Regions from separate parts of the Homo sapiens genome. Here region 1 is linked to region 2. The links are chromatin loops, found by intact Hi-C in ENCODE. Cell type or tissue: psoas muscle. All regions are shown on one strand. Region 1 overlaps PAX6 (paired box 6). Region 2 overlaps ELP4 (elongator acetyltransferase complex subunit 4).

What was found. Hi-C counts contacts between places; a loop is a spot of excess contacts. Peaks named below come from ENCODE experiments on the same cell type or tissue, not always from the same donor. Only the 100,000 strongest peaks of a DNase experiment are listed, where the experiment ranks them.
Region 1: it touches region 2 in a loop (2.4-fold over the local background); 6 of 110 quality-filtered maps call a loop at or near these places.

The regions. Positions count from the first base shown.
Region 1 is chr11:31,795,181-31,803,180 of GRCh38, reverse strand. It overlaps PAX6 (paired box 6), which reads left to right. Exons shown (of 14, transcript NM_001368894.2): 5 at 347-477; 6 at 1,269-1,310; 7 at 1,405-1,620; 8 at 2,325-2,490. Among named protein-coding and RNA genes, the nearest start is that of PAX6, 12 kb to the left of the region's middle. RefSeq lists enhancers at 4,017-4,554, 6,308-8,000. In psoas muscle, no CTCF peak of the experiment used is centred here; a DNase peak (open chromatin) is centred at 4,360; H3K4me3 peaks cover 1,608 bases; H3K27me3 peaks cover 7,277 bases.
Region 2 is chr11:31,637,659-31,645,658 of GRCh38, reverse strand. All of the region lies in intron 7 of ELP4 (elongator acetyltransferase complex subunit 4), which reads right to left. Among named protein-coding and RNA genes, the nearest start is that of ELP4-AS1, 130 kb to the left of the region's middle. RefSeq lists an enhancer at 1-135 and a silencer at 1,504-1,798. In psoas muscle, a CTCF peak has its summit at 4,010 (motif pointing left); no DNase peak of the experiment used is centred here.

The DNA of each region.
Region 1 (8,000 bases), 160 kb before region 2:
TACTTGTTCCTTGGCATGTGTCTGACTCTGTGTTGCTGCTGCAGTACAGTGGGCAGGGGCACGGTTGCTTGGACTGGGCTGCCCGATGTCTGGCATGGCTGGTGGTCCTGTTGTCCTTTATTTGATCGATAGCAGGGAACTGACCGCCGAGGTTGGCACAGGTTGGCAGGGGGATGAGGATGCATTGTGGTTGTCTCCTCCTCCTCTCCTTCTTCCTCTTCCCCTTCCTCCTCTCCTTTCTGTTCTTGTTCTCCCTCATCTTCCTCTTCCTTCTTCTCCCTCTTCTTCCTCTTCACTCTGCTCTCTTCTCTTCTTTTCCCCTTTCCTCTCCTCTCCCTTTCCTCAGGTCACAGCGGAGTGAATCAGCTCGGTGGTGTCTTTGTCAACGGGCGGCCACTGCCGGACTCCACCCGGCAGAAGATTGTAGAGCTAGCTCACAGCGGGGCCCGGCCGTGCGACATTTCCCGAATTCTGCAGGTGATCCTCCCGGCGCCGCCCCACTCGCCGCCCCCGCGGCCCTCCACTCTCAACGCCCTCTCTTCATTTCTTACTGTAAACGATGCTAATTATGGACCCCCCCACCCTCACCCACCCCAGTCCCCAGTCCCCCCACCCACTCCCCTGCCTTCCCACTTTCCCCTCTCCTTCCACCATCCTTCCCTATCTCTTTCAACCTGGGTCAGTTACATAAGATAACTCATCTGCTTCAGAAAAATATTGTGTGCGGATTTTTTTAAAAAAATCTTTCTCTTTTTATTTGGTAAAGACATTCATTGTGGGAACAGTTTATGAACCGTAATAAGCTGAGTTATATAAACCGGCATAATTTCATTCTGCTCTCCCCAGCCCATGCTTACCTCAGCTTTTGAGGTATTTGTTTATTCTTCATGTTTATGAATAATATATATTGATTTTAAAAGGCAAATGCTATTTACTCCTCCCTAACTCACATTTACTCAATTGAGTATTTTTTAAAGAAGAAGAAGTAAAAAAATCAGTTTATTTTTTACCTTTGTTCTTTAAAACATAACGCCACTTTAAGCAAGGTCAGCACAAAAATAAATTTATCTACTTCGTTTTGATGCATCTTCAGGCAGTGTTTAAGAAAAGTTTTTTTTTTAAAAAAAGCTTTTAAATTCGTTTTTTAGTTCAAATTGTTTGAAAGTATCATCATATTTGTAGTTTTTAGGGCTACAAATGTAATTTTAAGAAAAAAAGCTCTCTACAGTAAGTTCTCATACCATTGAAGGTATATTTTTGTGTTATAGACCCATGCAGATGCAAAAGTCCAAGTGCTGGACAATCAAAACGTAAGCTTGTCATTGTTTAATGCATACTTAAACAATTTTATTTTTGTCTTGAAATTATTAATAATGTGGTTTTCTGTCCACTTCCCCTATGCAGGTGTCCAACGGATGTGTGAGTAAAATTCTGGGCAGGTATTACGAGACTGGCTCCATCAGACCCAGGGCAATCGGTGGTAGTAAACCGAGAGTAGCGACTCCAGAAGTTGTAAGCAAAATAGCCCAGTATAAGCGGGAGTGCCCGTCCATCTTTGCTTGGGAAATCCGAGACAGATTACTGTCCGAGGGGGTCTGTACCAACGATAACATACCAAGCGTAAGTTCATTGAGAACATCTGCCCTCCCTGCCCTAAGCCCAATGCTCTCTCCTCTTTACCTCCTCCCACCCTCTCTCTCCACTGTCTCTTAGTCTGTGTCCTCTCCCTGCTCCACATTTGTCTCCTTTGTACCTGGGGGAACAGAGAGGAATGCCCTGACTTTTCTTTGACTGTCTGGAAAATGGGAGTCAAGTGTGGGGAGTCATTCACTTCATTTGCATGCTGCAAAACAGAGGGCGGAGGCACCAGGGAAAGGCACTTGAATGAAGAAGGAAAATGAGAACCAGATTGTAACTTCGTCCTAATCCACCTGCCAGAACTTTCCTTCAGGTGTCACACATCCATTTCCATCCTAATATTAAACAATATAATGAAAGAAAGCTTTACAACAAGTCTAAATAGTTTTTATTTTCGGGCAGTCTTTTAACAAAGCAAAGCAACCGTGTGAGTTAGGTCACCAGAGACACCAAGCAATGGTGAAGGACCCCCTCCGCCCAATTCTCTATCCAACTAAATTTCCATGCCCAAAGTGATAGCTATCATTTTTTCCACGGTGTATCTGCAAATCCACCCACTGTCCCGGGGTGGCTGGGAGCTTTTTAACGGGTTGAGAGTTGCTTTTTAAGGTTGTGGGTGAGCTGAGATGGGTGACTGTGTCTTCAGGAGACACTACCATTTGGTTTGATTTTGGTTTGATTTGCAGGTGTCATCAATAAACAGAGTTCTTCGCAACCTGGCTAGCGAAAAGCAACAGATGGGCGCAGACGGCATGTATGATAAACTAAGGATGTTGAACGGGCAGACCGGAAGCTGGGGCACCCGCCCTGGTTGGTATCCGGGGACTTCGGTGCCAGGGCAACCTACGCAAGGTAAAACCCAAGCAGCCATCCACGCAGCTCTCCATATGTGCATCCCTTTGCCTGTCCCCTACTCTCCCAACCATTTCCTCTCAGGGCTTCCATGCTTGGGGAATGTCATGGGTGAGACTGCATTTGAAGGCCTGGGACACATCGACCACATTGTATGTAGGTGGTGTTTGTTGAACCATTTTGTTGGCCTGGGAATGTGAGGGTTGTGTATGTCAGGAGCGGTATGAAGGTGGCTGGTGGGTGCGTGTGTGTGTTTGTGGGCAGCACTGTGTGCATAAGAACGAGCTGCGTGGTGCACTATTCAAATTTGACATTAGAATGCAGGGAGAGCCCCCTTGTAGAAGTGTGACAAGATAACGCACTGACAGACTGCGAGGTTAACATAATTGTATCCTGTTGCTTTTTGCTGTAATTGACAAATTATGTGACTATGAGTAGGGTGCACATGAAAAGGTGAGCAGGGAGATGCAGGGCGAGTCGGGGATGGGGCATTGGAAGTGGTGGTCTCCCAACTAAAACCACCCCACTATCCTTGCCCCTCCCCCGTTCGCCCCTCTGGGTCCCACTTTCTCACTCTCTGTGGGTGGCGACTATGTGGAAGTGGTGAGGTGAAGATACTGTGAGCAGGACGGCGGGATGCCGGGAGCCGCTCTGGTCTGGGAGGAGAGATGGGACCTGAAACACCCCAGGTTCTGTGAGAAGGGCTGGAGGAAGAAGAGCGGGGGATGGGGGGGGTGGGGCGGAGGGGAGGGTCAGTTGGCTCCCCTCCGCTCCCCTCCACACCCCGAGGTAGCTTGGTCAAGAATAGGAAACAGTTTACTCCGAAGATTAATCGGTATTTGTTGTCCTCGTGACAAGGAGATAATATGCGGGATAATGGGACGTGGCGTCTCACTCCCAGGAGCACAACGGAGCCGAGGGGCTCGGGGCCAGGGGCGGCGCGCGGGACTGCGAGGAGGCTGCCGGCGCATCCGTGAGCTCTCGGACCGGCTCCGGATGCCCGGCGCCTCCATGGAGTCGGGCGAGGGAAGGGAAAATCGGTAACAGTATGCGAAATATCTGGTACAAAGGATGCTTCTGTCACTCGCAAGAATTTGTTATGGGAACAATCCTGTCGCTCTGTAATTGCTCATTAGAGAACGTTTTGTTTCTCATTAAGGCGACATGAATAAGCGTCTAGTTGAAGGAGACAGCTGTAGAAATGTTCCACAAGAGACCTCTGGACACGATTCGGCACCAATTGCCAATTAGACATGTCAGTTTTAAGAGCAGAAAACAATATAGGACGGACACTGGGAAGATAGGGAGCAAAGCGCTCGCTTCTTGTTTCCCAGCGCGGCCGCTCGGCCGGCGGAGGCCTCCTGACGCGCGGGGCCCGGGCTCCCCTGGGCGACCCCGCCCGCACGGGCCCCGAACCCGCCGCCTCCGCGAGCTCAGAGGGCCCCCAGGCCCGCTCCCGCCTCTGGTGAGACTAGCGATTGACCCCACCGAGTGTAGGCAACCCCATCCCTGCCTGACTTTTGAAACCGTAGGATTCCCACTTGTAGACACTGGACACACCCAAGTGACACCCGAACTTCGCACTCACGAGCGTCCACCCCTCCGCCCCCAGCAATCTGAGGTCCTGGTGATCCCTCCCCTGACAAGAGTCTGGCCCACTTAGTCCGAGAAGTCTTGGGGAGGGACTCAGGGCACGGTGGCCTAGGCCTGGGAGGGCTGAGCCCAGAGCCTCCACTCCGGGCTCTCCCCGGTGCGTGGGCTCCCATGAGCTTGGGGCGCAGGATACACCCCCCTTCCGCTTCTTGGAGTTGGGCAGAAGCCGAGGACAGCAGCTTCCACCAGAGGTGGCGCCCGATTCGGGCGGATTTTCGTCGCCGGCAGTCTGAGGGCGGGAAGTGAGAGTCAAATCAGCTAGGGTCCGCCTGTGATGGTTGGGGCCGGAGGTGGAGCTAGTCCAGGGGCTTTTCACTTTAACGCGCCTAGTTGCTAGAAAATTCTGGGTCAACTGGCAATCACCACCCCCCCACCCGCAAGTGAGGTTTTTGGGGGGTGATTGTCACCTCAGGCACAGGACCGTCGCCCCTAGTTGCGTGGGGAGGACACGTGGGCCAAACGAAGCACAGAGTTGCCGGCGTGGGGGTAGCGGGCACCGGTGGTGAGCTTCGCTTCACGTTCCCGGGGAATCCTCAGACTTTTTGGTGCTAAGAGGGTCCCCCTCCCTCCCTAGCCCCCTTTCCCAGCCCAGGAAGCCTTTCTTGGGTTTTAAAGAGTCCATACTCCAAAAGCATAAGGCGGGGGTTAGGTCTCAGAGGGAGACAAATATGGTTTCCATCTGATCAACGCCATGCGGCGGTGAATAAAATCGCGACGACGTGGGCTGACAACAACAAGAGACAACTCTATCCAGCCCCAATTCTCCGGCGATTTGGTGGTTTTAGGGATCACGGAGACACTTTTTCTTATCTCCTCCCCTCACCCCACCCCCACCCCCCATAATACCCAAGCCCTCTATAGGATTTAGTCAGCCTCTCTTTCAACAGATGCTACAATGTTTTGATCCGCGCTCCAGAGCTGAAAAGGTGCCGCAACCGGGTTGCTATCTTTTCTTGCTTGTTTTCCGCCTCACTGATTAAGACACTAAGAAACTAAGGAATGATTTTATTTCCCAGCAACTCTCTCTCTGTCTCTCTCTCTCTCTCTCTCTCTCACCTCCTTCCAGGAAACAAATCCTATTCCCATCGTCAGATGGTCCTGGGGCTGGGATAATGGGAGGCGCTTTCACTCGCTTTCTCACGGATTAGGCTGGAAGGTGAACGGCACCCACTGAAGGCCCCTGCTTTGCGCGGCTCCGAGGGGGCGCCTTTTGAAGAAGATATCTTAATTGTCCACCACTTAGGTTTATCGTGGGGGTGGGGGAGTCGAGATCCAACTTCTAGTTTTATTTTGTTAAAAGCTTTAAGAGTGGAAGGCAAATCCACTAAAGTGGGGGGAAATGTACCCATTTTATGTAAGAGCAGCCGCTAGGTCACCGCCTGGCTGCAAACAGTTGCCACTTCTAAAGTAATGAACTGTCTCCGTGCCGCTCTCCCCGCGGGGTAGAGAAGGGATCCTGCAGCGACAGGTTTCTTTTTGCTGTGGAATTCCAATCCCCGCTTCCCATCTTTTTTTTTTTTTTTTTTTTTTCCAGATTTAAAATTGAGCTCTACTGTCCCTGCTGACTTTTCTCTCTTAAGTGTCAGTTCTGGAGGCAGCACAGGGCCTGGCGGCGATCGCGTGCTGCCTGTGTAAACCCGTGTGTATGTTTGTGTGAGACAGAACATGGATAAGAATGTGAATCTCCATGTTTTAAAATTAAGAAAATGTCAAAGAGGCAAATGAGAGCAGAGCATGCTATCGGCGGGGTTCTTCGGAGGCAGATTCGGGCAACTTTGTTTAATTGGCGAGATCGAATGTGCCAGAAAAGGGACCGAGATGGGGCCCCTAGGAAGGCATGGGCATGAGTGGCCATGGGGAGATGGGCATTGTGTTCTCCTCAGTGTCCCCCACCCCATACCAGATGTGCACAGATTTTTGTCTGTTTTCCAAAAGCAATAACCCTCCGGCCTTTCTAGTTGGCCAAAAGGAGCTATTTCCAGTCTTCCTTCTTCACCAAACCCGAAAATAAAGCGAGGGGTGGGGGTGGTCGCTTCATTTCTTCCCTTGAAAAACGCTTTGAAAAGTCCCCGGAAACTTGGGGCAGTAAATTAGCACAGACGCTTGTGCCCGCACACGTGAGCGGAGCGCGTCTCCCTCAGCTAAGTAGCCCTCCTCGACCCCCACCTTTCTGATGGAGTGCAAAGACCCAGAGTCCAGATGGGGCTCAGTTACTAATATTCTCTGGCCCTCATCCTCCTTTTCCTCTCTCTCCCACTCTTGTTCGGCCCTCGTGTCTCTTTTTCCTCTCAGCATTCTTTTCTGTCCTTTTTTAAAAATACCTTTCTAGCCTCTATGTTTTTTGAGCCTTCTTTTCCCCTCCATCGCCCTCTTTTTCCCTCCATCGCCCTCTGTCTTTCCCCTAACCCAGGCCCCCCAATCCTTCCCCCTTGCTTCCACCCCCACCGCTGGTTTCCATCCTGCCTCCCCTCCATCTCCTCTATGTAGGAACCCAGCCCTGGTCCCCGTCCACTCTCCCTGCCTCCCCCCATGCTGGGCCCTGGCCCCCCCATCCACCCTCCATCCCCCCAGCCAAGCGCCCTAAATAGCACGGAGGCGCCCGCTCTTCGGACAGTGATTAATGATAGCAGAGCAGAGGGGTTAACACACTTCACTGAAAAGTCTGTTGACTGGGCTTCTTGTAACACAATGTGGCCCGCTGCACGCCTCAAGAGAATCCTTTTGTTGTCCGCGCTCATTGTAGCCTCAAAATTCTGCCCACGAAAGTTTGCCAACGCTCCTGCCCCAGGAGTTTAATAGTTTCCCTTACTCGCGGGGCATTGTGCAGCGCTGAAAAGCAGCCCCTCGCTATTCAAGTGTTGGTGGTCATCTCAATAGATCTCCAAGGGCCCATATGGTGGCCAGTGCCGATGAATCCGCCTGTTTAAATGGGGGAGAAAGTTGGGGTTTTAAAACATTTCAAAGTTCCTGAAAAGATCCCACTAGATCCTGTCACAATTCCCTGAACTCTTTGAAGGCGCAGCCTATTGTCTCCTGGTTATAAATAATATTCCTGGCCAAGTCGATTCCCACCAAGGCGCTCCTAGGGGCCCCTCCACCCCGCCTCTGGCCAAGTTTTGAGGATAGGGAGGTGGGTAGCCCATGCTGGTATCCCTTGGGGGTCATTTCAGGACCCCAGACCCAGGACCCAGCCTGTAGTGGCCCTGGAGGCCCAGTCAGAGTTTAGGCAATCCTGCTTCCCTTCACTGTGGCCTTACAGGCAAGGTGCAAGCCGGGAGCCAGCTAGCCCAAGTGCACATCTTGCCCTCCAGGCAGCAAGGGAAAACCATAAAACTTTCCCCCTGTATAATGATAGAAGTTACATTCAAAGTGGTGGAAATGCCCTAATTAAAAATGTACCACTTAAATGATATGCCAAAGATTCAGCTGCAGCATAGAATATTTAGCTAGTTAGTGAACTCTCTACTATTTCTTTTTTAAAATTACACGTTAAAAATTTAAAAGAAATCTTACTTTTCTCTGGTGCAACACATTACAAAGAATGGACAGTCCTTTTATCTAAATATAAAATTCCATTTTCAGCAATTATAGCCTGTTCTTGGTGATGATATAATTACAGCTGTGCTCGTAATAGGTGTCAAGGCGAAGCGCACTCATACAATAGTTGAATAAAACTGCAGAACAATGCGAGCACTTCTAAATTCACAACCTTTAAATGAAATTGACTGTGCAGAATTCAAATAAAAACTAGATAAATATTTTTTAAAAAAGATTACAAGCTTGGTTTGGTTTCTTAATAGCATTTTCTACAAACCTATCAACATCTAATTGATTAGATAGGAATTACTGATTATAGA
Region 2 (8,000 bases):
TTCCTTTTATCTATAAATAAAAGACTAAGCCTTTTTATCTAAATATCTGAAACTAAAATGATACAAGTCAATTTTTGTTAGAACTCATCTATTCAAGATTTCAGTGATATAAACTAGGACTTTCTCAATTATATGAATAACAGAAATTGCAAGGTTTAAAGATGAGATAAATTTCCATTCTGATAGTACATAAGCAAAGTACTGTGTATTTAAATGGTCAACCTGACATTTGCTTATTTCAAAGAGGATTTACTTCTTTCATTTAATCTTAACATTTACTAATAAACCATTTTACATCCTATAATGTTTATCAACTTTATAAGTCTTTTAAAGGTAGTTTGTGGGAGATTTAAAAAAATCAGTTATCCACTTCGAAAGGGAAAACTAGTGAATTCTAACTGAAAAATATGCACAGCCTAGATTTCACAATTTTCCAGAAACTCATTCATGTATTTCATTTATTATATTTCTAAGTTTCACAGGTTTGCATCATAGTCATTAACTATAAACAAGAGTCTATTGAAAAAACTTCCATAAAGTATTAGTACAAGAATAATTTTTCATCATACTATTACCATAAAATTAGTTATATAGTTTCACAGTGATCTTACTGCTTTCTGCACATTTATTTTGCAAAATTATTTGTATAATGTGGCAGACCAGATTAATTGTGAAAGTTGTAGGGATATCTGAAAAACATTTATAGAATAAAAAGCAATGGAAATTACATAAGAATAACATCTAAGTTTCTGACTGAGAAAATGTTTATTTTTACTATAAACTTATTCAACCTTCTAGTTATGTGTAGGAGCATAAAAGATATTTGGGCTTATAAACGTATGTGTTTTAAAAAGTTAAAAAAATTGTTATAGATTACTTCTGCACCTCCAAGCTTCATAAGGAATATGGTCTATTGATGTAATCTTACCTTAAAATCATTCTTGTCAAAAAGTCTTTCAAATAATAATATTAATACTAAATGGTCTTTTAGATAAAAGCAGGTGAATTTACTTAGAAGAATATAAAATTAACAGCTTAAAAAACCCATAAAAGCATAATAATCACAATTCACTTTAGCAGGAATACACTATGGATAATAAATTGTCATAATATAACCAGCAGTGTTCAGAAAGCTTTAGCATAATGATCTGAGCAGAGGCCTTGAAACTGGAACATCCATATTCTCATTTTAACAGATTCCAAGTGTTTTTATGTTATTCACCAAGATGTAAAACCCCTTTGGTCTTCAGTATATATTAATAGATAGAAATGGAGAAGTAGAGGCATTTGTACGTCAATTACTTAAATTTGAACATAATCTTTGCATTAATTTTCAAGTTGTTACAATATCGTTTCCAGTACGGAACATTTCAGTAAGGACATTCAGAATTCACCAATCTGGGTAAATTAATGCTTATGGTGTATGTATGTTATAATGACATCACCCAAGTATGTACAATGATATTGCCACCCCTCCTCCTTGCCCATCTGGATATTAAAATGTAGGATGGCTCAAAAATCCTTCTTATCCTAGACAAATCTCCCTGCGCTCCTGGGTGAGAGTTGTCAGCTCTGGATAGTAGCCAAGACATGACTAGGAGGGAAGCCAGAAGAGAGGAAAGCCAGTGTCCAGGAGTTTTAAGAGTTTGCTGGCAATCTCAAATAGCATTGTATTAAGTTACATAAAGGGCTCTTAAAGTTTTCTGTTGCAACATAATTTAATTAATCATTTAAATTTAAAATATGTCAAATGGTGTTGCAAATAAGCAAAGCAAATCAGATTGTCCAGTCTTCTACCTTTGTATTTCAATTTTAATTTCAAAAAAAAACCTTCAGAGTATTTGTTTTGACTGTTCTCTGTTTGGTTTCATAGAGTGTTTCCTGTTTGCCATTATACAATGGTAATACATTTTTTATTAGGGTAAAACAAATCTGTTAAATGGATTTTAAATTAAGGAAGATTAATTTAATGCTCCCTTTCAGATCAAAGTTCTTAAAGTCAAAACTATGAATTTTGTTAAGAGATAAAAATTTAATCACTGCCATTTAAAGCTCCTACAATTTTCTAATAAAAATGGTTCAGATATCTACTTAGAGTTACCAAGTAACAATCAGAATACCTTAAACCCTCAATATTTCCTTATTTTCCCAAAACTAATTATCTCAACAGTATAAAAGATGCAATTTGTACGAACACAAAATATATTTCCAGAAAAAATTTTAGTAAGAGGATTAAGAAGTAATTAACCAATAACTTAATTATCAAGAAGCTTGAAAGGGGTAAATCAATCAACATAAAGCATTTATGCAACGCCTCAAGTAAGAGCAAGTTCCTGAGTTACTCTATACTATTTAAGAAAGATAGGAAAAATAATATGAAAGGAAGAGCTCTCATTTGAGTATGGCACAAATAACAGATTTGGGGCTATAATAGCCCGAAAGCACTATTAAGTTAATTTTGAAGACTTAGATAAATATTTAAGTTACTTTACGTTTGACCATAATACATGATGTAGTGGTTGTGTGTTGGGAGAGAGCGGGGAGGGGAGTACCCACAAGAAAAGCAAGTATGTCATAATCAACAGTTCAATTTATAACATTTTCTGAAAAATGATATGCAGAGAACATGAATATAGGAGAACTTAAGACCTTTCTTTGTTCTGTAATCCAAAAAATAAGCTTGGATCCAAGGATAAATATGGGGATATTTAATAAGACATTTATTTTTCCATGCTTATTAGGTTTTCCATTCTACAGTAATCAAGACTGTGAAATAATAAAAAGTTATTTATACTACATTTTTAACTTTTTACAAACTTGTCCCACTTCCTCCAGAGTTGTCACTTGCTTCTGTGGATTAGATTTTTATTTTATTAAAAAATATTTGATAGTGGGAAAATAATTCTGTTCATAATCATGAAATTTAGAATATTTGTAATAAACTGATGACGGTATTAGATTAAATCTTTCCAGATTTAACACGGAACTTCAAGTCATGGTTAATTTTAGAATACAGAGGAACTTCTGTAAATTAAAAAAATTCTAAATGTAACATTATCTGCCTAGCATCATATAGTAATATTCACATAGGAAAACTGTAAAACAAACATATTTTGGTTCTTTATCCTAAAGCTCAAAACGTATCCACAAAGGGGCTAATGGCAAATATTCCTAACCTTGATGGTGAAAAAAACTGCTAAGATATCAAATTTTACTAGGAATAGGCAATGGAGCCACAACTTTTTGTGTTTTCTACATGGTCAAATACTCAATATTCTAAATTTTGATATGAAAATATTGGTTCTTTATAATTGAGACTTTTTTTAAGAACACATTGTTTTACTTTCAGAAATATTGTTTATATTATATTTACACTGGCTTCAAATATTCAAATAAACATACTTTGCAGAACATTTATTTATATTAGTTTTGTTTCTTTTTCAGTAAGTTATTCTATAAAACATTACAAAAACTTACATATTCTGAAAAGTCAGAAATGGGATGAACAAAATACTGAAATGAATAGGCTGGACAGAATAATGGTATAATATTCAAAATTAATTGTAGGCATTTTTCTTAACTATACATCTAGTTTCATATTAAGAAATCTACCCACAGAAAAATTTGTCTTTCATGATTAAAAATGTTTTATGGGAAACTTCCTAAATCAGAAATCTTTTTTTAGTACTTTGATACTTGAAACCCTAAAATGCAATTCACAGATGTCCAAAAGCTCACGCCCTGCCTTGAAAAACAATTGCTAATATCCAAATATCAAACAGAGCATCCAGCTGATGTTTGTGATGCAGTAGCAGGTTAAAGATACTAAAGTTTAAAATCAGCTTAGAATAATCCCATATTGAGTATAAAATTATAGCCTGTCATCAGGAGCAGGTTGACAAGAGCCAGGTCCAGATGGGAGACTGGCTGGGAAAAAGGCTGAGGCAGGTGGGAAAATGATGGGAACCTGACGGAAGACAGAACTACTCCCTCTGCTGGCAAGGTCCTCACCTGCTTGAATTTTGAACAAATGACTAGCTTTTCTTTAATTATTTAAGATACTATCAATAAATTATGTAAGGTGCCCCCCTTTCAGTCTGCGCATTTTCAAACTCAGGGTGTCTTATTTTCACCAGATCAATTTGGCAAAAATATAAAGATCCAATGTTTCACCAGGAGGTCAAATTATTTATCTTGTAATTTAAGTGCATCATAAACATAAAATATAGCATTGCTTTTATAATATAAGGCCTTTAAAAATTAAGAATGCCTTTGAATTATGTTTGTTGATATATACACTTTCTTGAAGAAAAAAAATTCTTGGGCTACAGACTTCACAATCTCTTTCTCAGGCTCTGCATAATGCCCCGTAATGAAATAATATAGAAATGAACCATATAAATCAACTATACAGGGAACAAGGAAACAGCATGTCACAGCAAAACAGCATAGATGTACAGCGCCAAACCTATCTGATAATCTAATGATCTGAGTTTACAGATATTATGTACTAATATGTAAGAAATTAAGAACTAATGTTGACACAAAAAGTTTGCTAAATTTTACAGAAAAATTATTCAATATTTGATTTTCAATGTAAGTTAATAGCTGCAGCAAAAACATTTAGTAAAAATCTGTTCTAAGATTTTGGCCTACAACCAGAAGCTCCCAGAACAGGAGGGATCAGCTTTTTCACCCACTGTTCTCATCTGAATCCTGGCTTAAAAGCTATTCCAGCTCCCAGCTTTCCAGAAGGCTCCATCCCAGGAATCCTTGCCTGCCATTTGGTTTGCTGATTTTAATCTCTCAGGACTTTCTTACAGTGGCTCTACTATGCTGAACTGGCACTTGCTTCTAGAAGTGAGTTATTATTAAACCTGTAGGTCAATTGTGGCACTAACAACTCTTTGGAAGCTTTCAGCCACAGTGTACAATTTGCTAGTCTAATTAAATATTAATTCTAAGTGTTACATTTTGTGGCTAAGAGCTTTTATTTTCTATCATCAGCCTGGAAGAAAAAGAGGTTACAAGCCTAATTTAATCTCTCCCCTGTCCTTCCCAACATTAAAGATTAACTACATAGGGTGCGAAAACATTATTAAAGAAGCAAGAACTCTTCATATAGCAATAATAATGTAATTAATAGGAAAGGGATAAAACATAACACTAGGACATAATATCTGACGTGGTACTTAAACAGCTTTAAATTGTAATTGTTTACAAGCATGTTTGGTCTCAACATTAAAAAATAAGTATCATTCACATTTGATGACGGTAATCTTTCTTTAAGGGAAAGTACGTAACCAAGTATATAAATAGGAATAATTCAAAACTCATGTTTTCTCACAGGTATTTTTCAGATATCTTACAATGCCAAAGAAAAAAATTTAGTAATTTTATTTGTAAAATAAATGAAAAATTAAATAAAGTTGTACTTGTTTTCTATACACAAAAAGTGATATAGAAGATAGTTTATGATAAAAATAATGTAAAAGATCATTTCCCCTCTTTTTCTCCTACCATATTCATGTAGCTTGAACACACAGGGCTCCCCACACCCCCTTCTGCTCCCAGAACAGTTGTGTCCATCCTTGGACACTGGGCATTATAAAGATGATGCAGTCCAGCAGCCAAAGATTCCATATGTCCAAACAGATGACTCAATCTCCATACCGTGATGAGACATTTCACTATTTATATCATTGATACATTTGAAAAGTTTGGCCCTAAATAGCCCTTTAGCTAATAACTACTACCATTATAGGAACTACAGAATGAATAACAGTATGAACAAGAACATCACAAAGTTATTTTAGAGAAAGGAAAAATATTTTAAACCAAATTTTTTTTATGGTTTACTGAATATGTTTTGGTTAGATTAAGTGTAATGAAAGGTTTCTGAATCGTACTTCTCTTTTAAAGATGAAAATGACAATTTAAAATATATCCTTACTGACGATTTAAAATATATCCTGTTCTTATTCAATATGCATATTTACACAAAGACAAAGTTATACATATACTACTATGCTTAATATAGACAGAACTTTATAGATAATTTAGAGTTTGTGTAAAAAGTTTCAATCATCCTTGTCCAAAAAAGTAAATTAAATATATACGTATAACGCACACAAGCTATGATGTGACTTTAAAAATTAACCGGGTATCAGCATGTGTAGTCTGAAACAAGAAAAAAAGCTTGAGCTGTAAGAATTATAAGTCCAAAGTCTATGGTAGAAGGACTGAAACACAGACTATTTGTTATTTTAAAGAAAAACAGATTCTGTTTACAACTTACTATACTGACACAAAGTCACTGGAATTTGATAAATATGATGTAAAACTGAAATGGATATAATATAATTTAGTTCATTTTAAAAACTGCTTCTTTTTAAACTCTTAAATACGTAAATTTCTTATAATCAATTTCAGAGTCGTTAAGAAGATCTGAAAACATTAAAGGCAGATTCTCAGTTAAGAATATTCTGATTAAGAAAAGAATTCATAAAAAATGACACTCTGAATATCTGGCTTTATCCTTTAGTAACTGTAGCTATGATCAAGAGATTAATCTGTAATTTTCATCCCTAACTATTCTTCTTAATAAAGTGCATTTAAAAAGATCATTTGAAATAAAGTTAGATGACTGAAGGTGGTGTTATGCTTAGATCAACAATTAGATAAAAAATATTTTCCCAAAATTTATAGCTGTAAACTCACAAAAGTATATTTTTCTTCACCATGCAATTATTCTTAGTTCTTGTTTTAAGAATAAAAGATTTCACACTGAGAGAAATTCACAAGGCCATTGGAGTCCACATTTCATAATCCCATATTAGTGGTTAGTTCTAAAGCGGTCCATTGCTAGACTTAGAGTTTAGCTGCTAAAATACTCAGCATGAACAAAAAAGTTTATGGATGTGAAAAGGTTTGTTCTGAATTTCTCTACATAGAAACATACTGTATCATTCACTTCAGTAGGTTCAAAGCTCTAATACATTAATGTTATAGAAGATTAATTTGAAAACACATCAATTAAAATAACACACTAAATAAAATCTCATTCATTTTTCAAGAGACATATTTTAAAAAGGCCCTTTCTCCCTCCTTTTCGTCAGAAAATGAATTTTCCTTGGTATAAGCTAACATGCTGGTAATAGTTTTCTTCAATGAGATAGCTGGGAAAAAATTCTACAGATCAAATTATTATAAAACAGTGGGTATATGACAAAAATTGAATAAGGCTATTAATTGATCAAGTGTCAATGATGACAAATGAAAATATGCTATAGGCTAGTTTCAAATCTGAAATTTGGTTGAATAAAGGAAAGCTAAATAGTTTACCAACTACTGTTCTCTAGACAAGTACATTAAACTCTGGCAATACTTAAAATTATTATACAATGAAAAAAACATACTGACATATTCTATGATCCAGAATGTCAAAGGAGTTTTCATTCTTGCATTATTGTTGTTTATATTTTAAAATTCCTTAAAAGTGCAGACTATGACAGCTTGAATAAAGATTAGCAATAATAAGTAAATTTTCTTTTTGAAAAAAATGCTGTGAGAATGGTATAAGACAACTTTCTCCATTTCTAATTTTATTAATTAGTTTAAGTGTTTCAATATTTATTTCCTGACAGTTTTAGGTAAAAGTGCCTTAAAAAATACAAATCAAAAACAACTTGCCACAGATTATACTAAAAAATGCATAAACAAGGGGAAATTTATTTTCTTTTCACCTCACTAATAAAATCATCATAAGGCACAAAACTAAGTTTCTATTTCCAAAAAGAATAAGTGTTATTGGTCACCATTTCTTGAAGCACACAACTGTTACTGGGAATTGAAAATAAAATTACCTATTTTCAAAAGCCACAAAATGTTTGCATAATTTGGAGGTGGATGACAAATTTTGCTAGTGGTAAGCCAATTCCCATTTACAGAACAACAAATTATTGTTTCATATCTTGCTAGATATGGAAGTCAAACAGTAT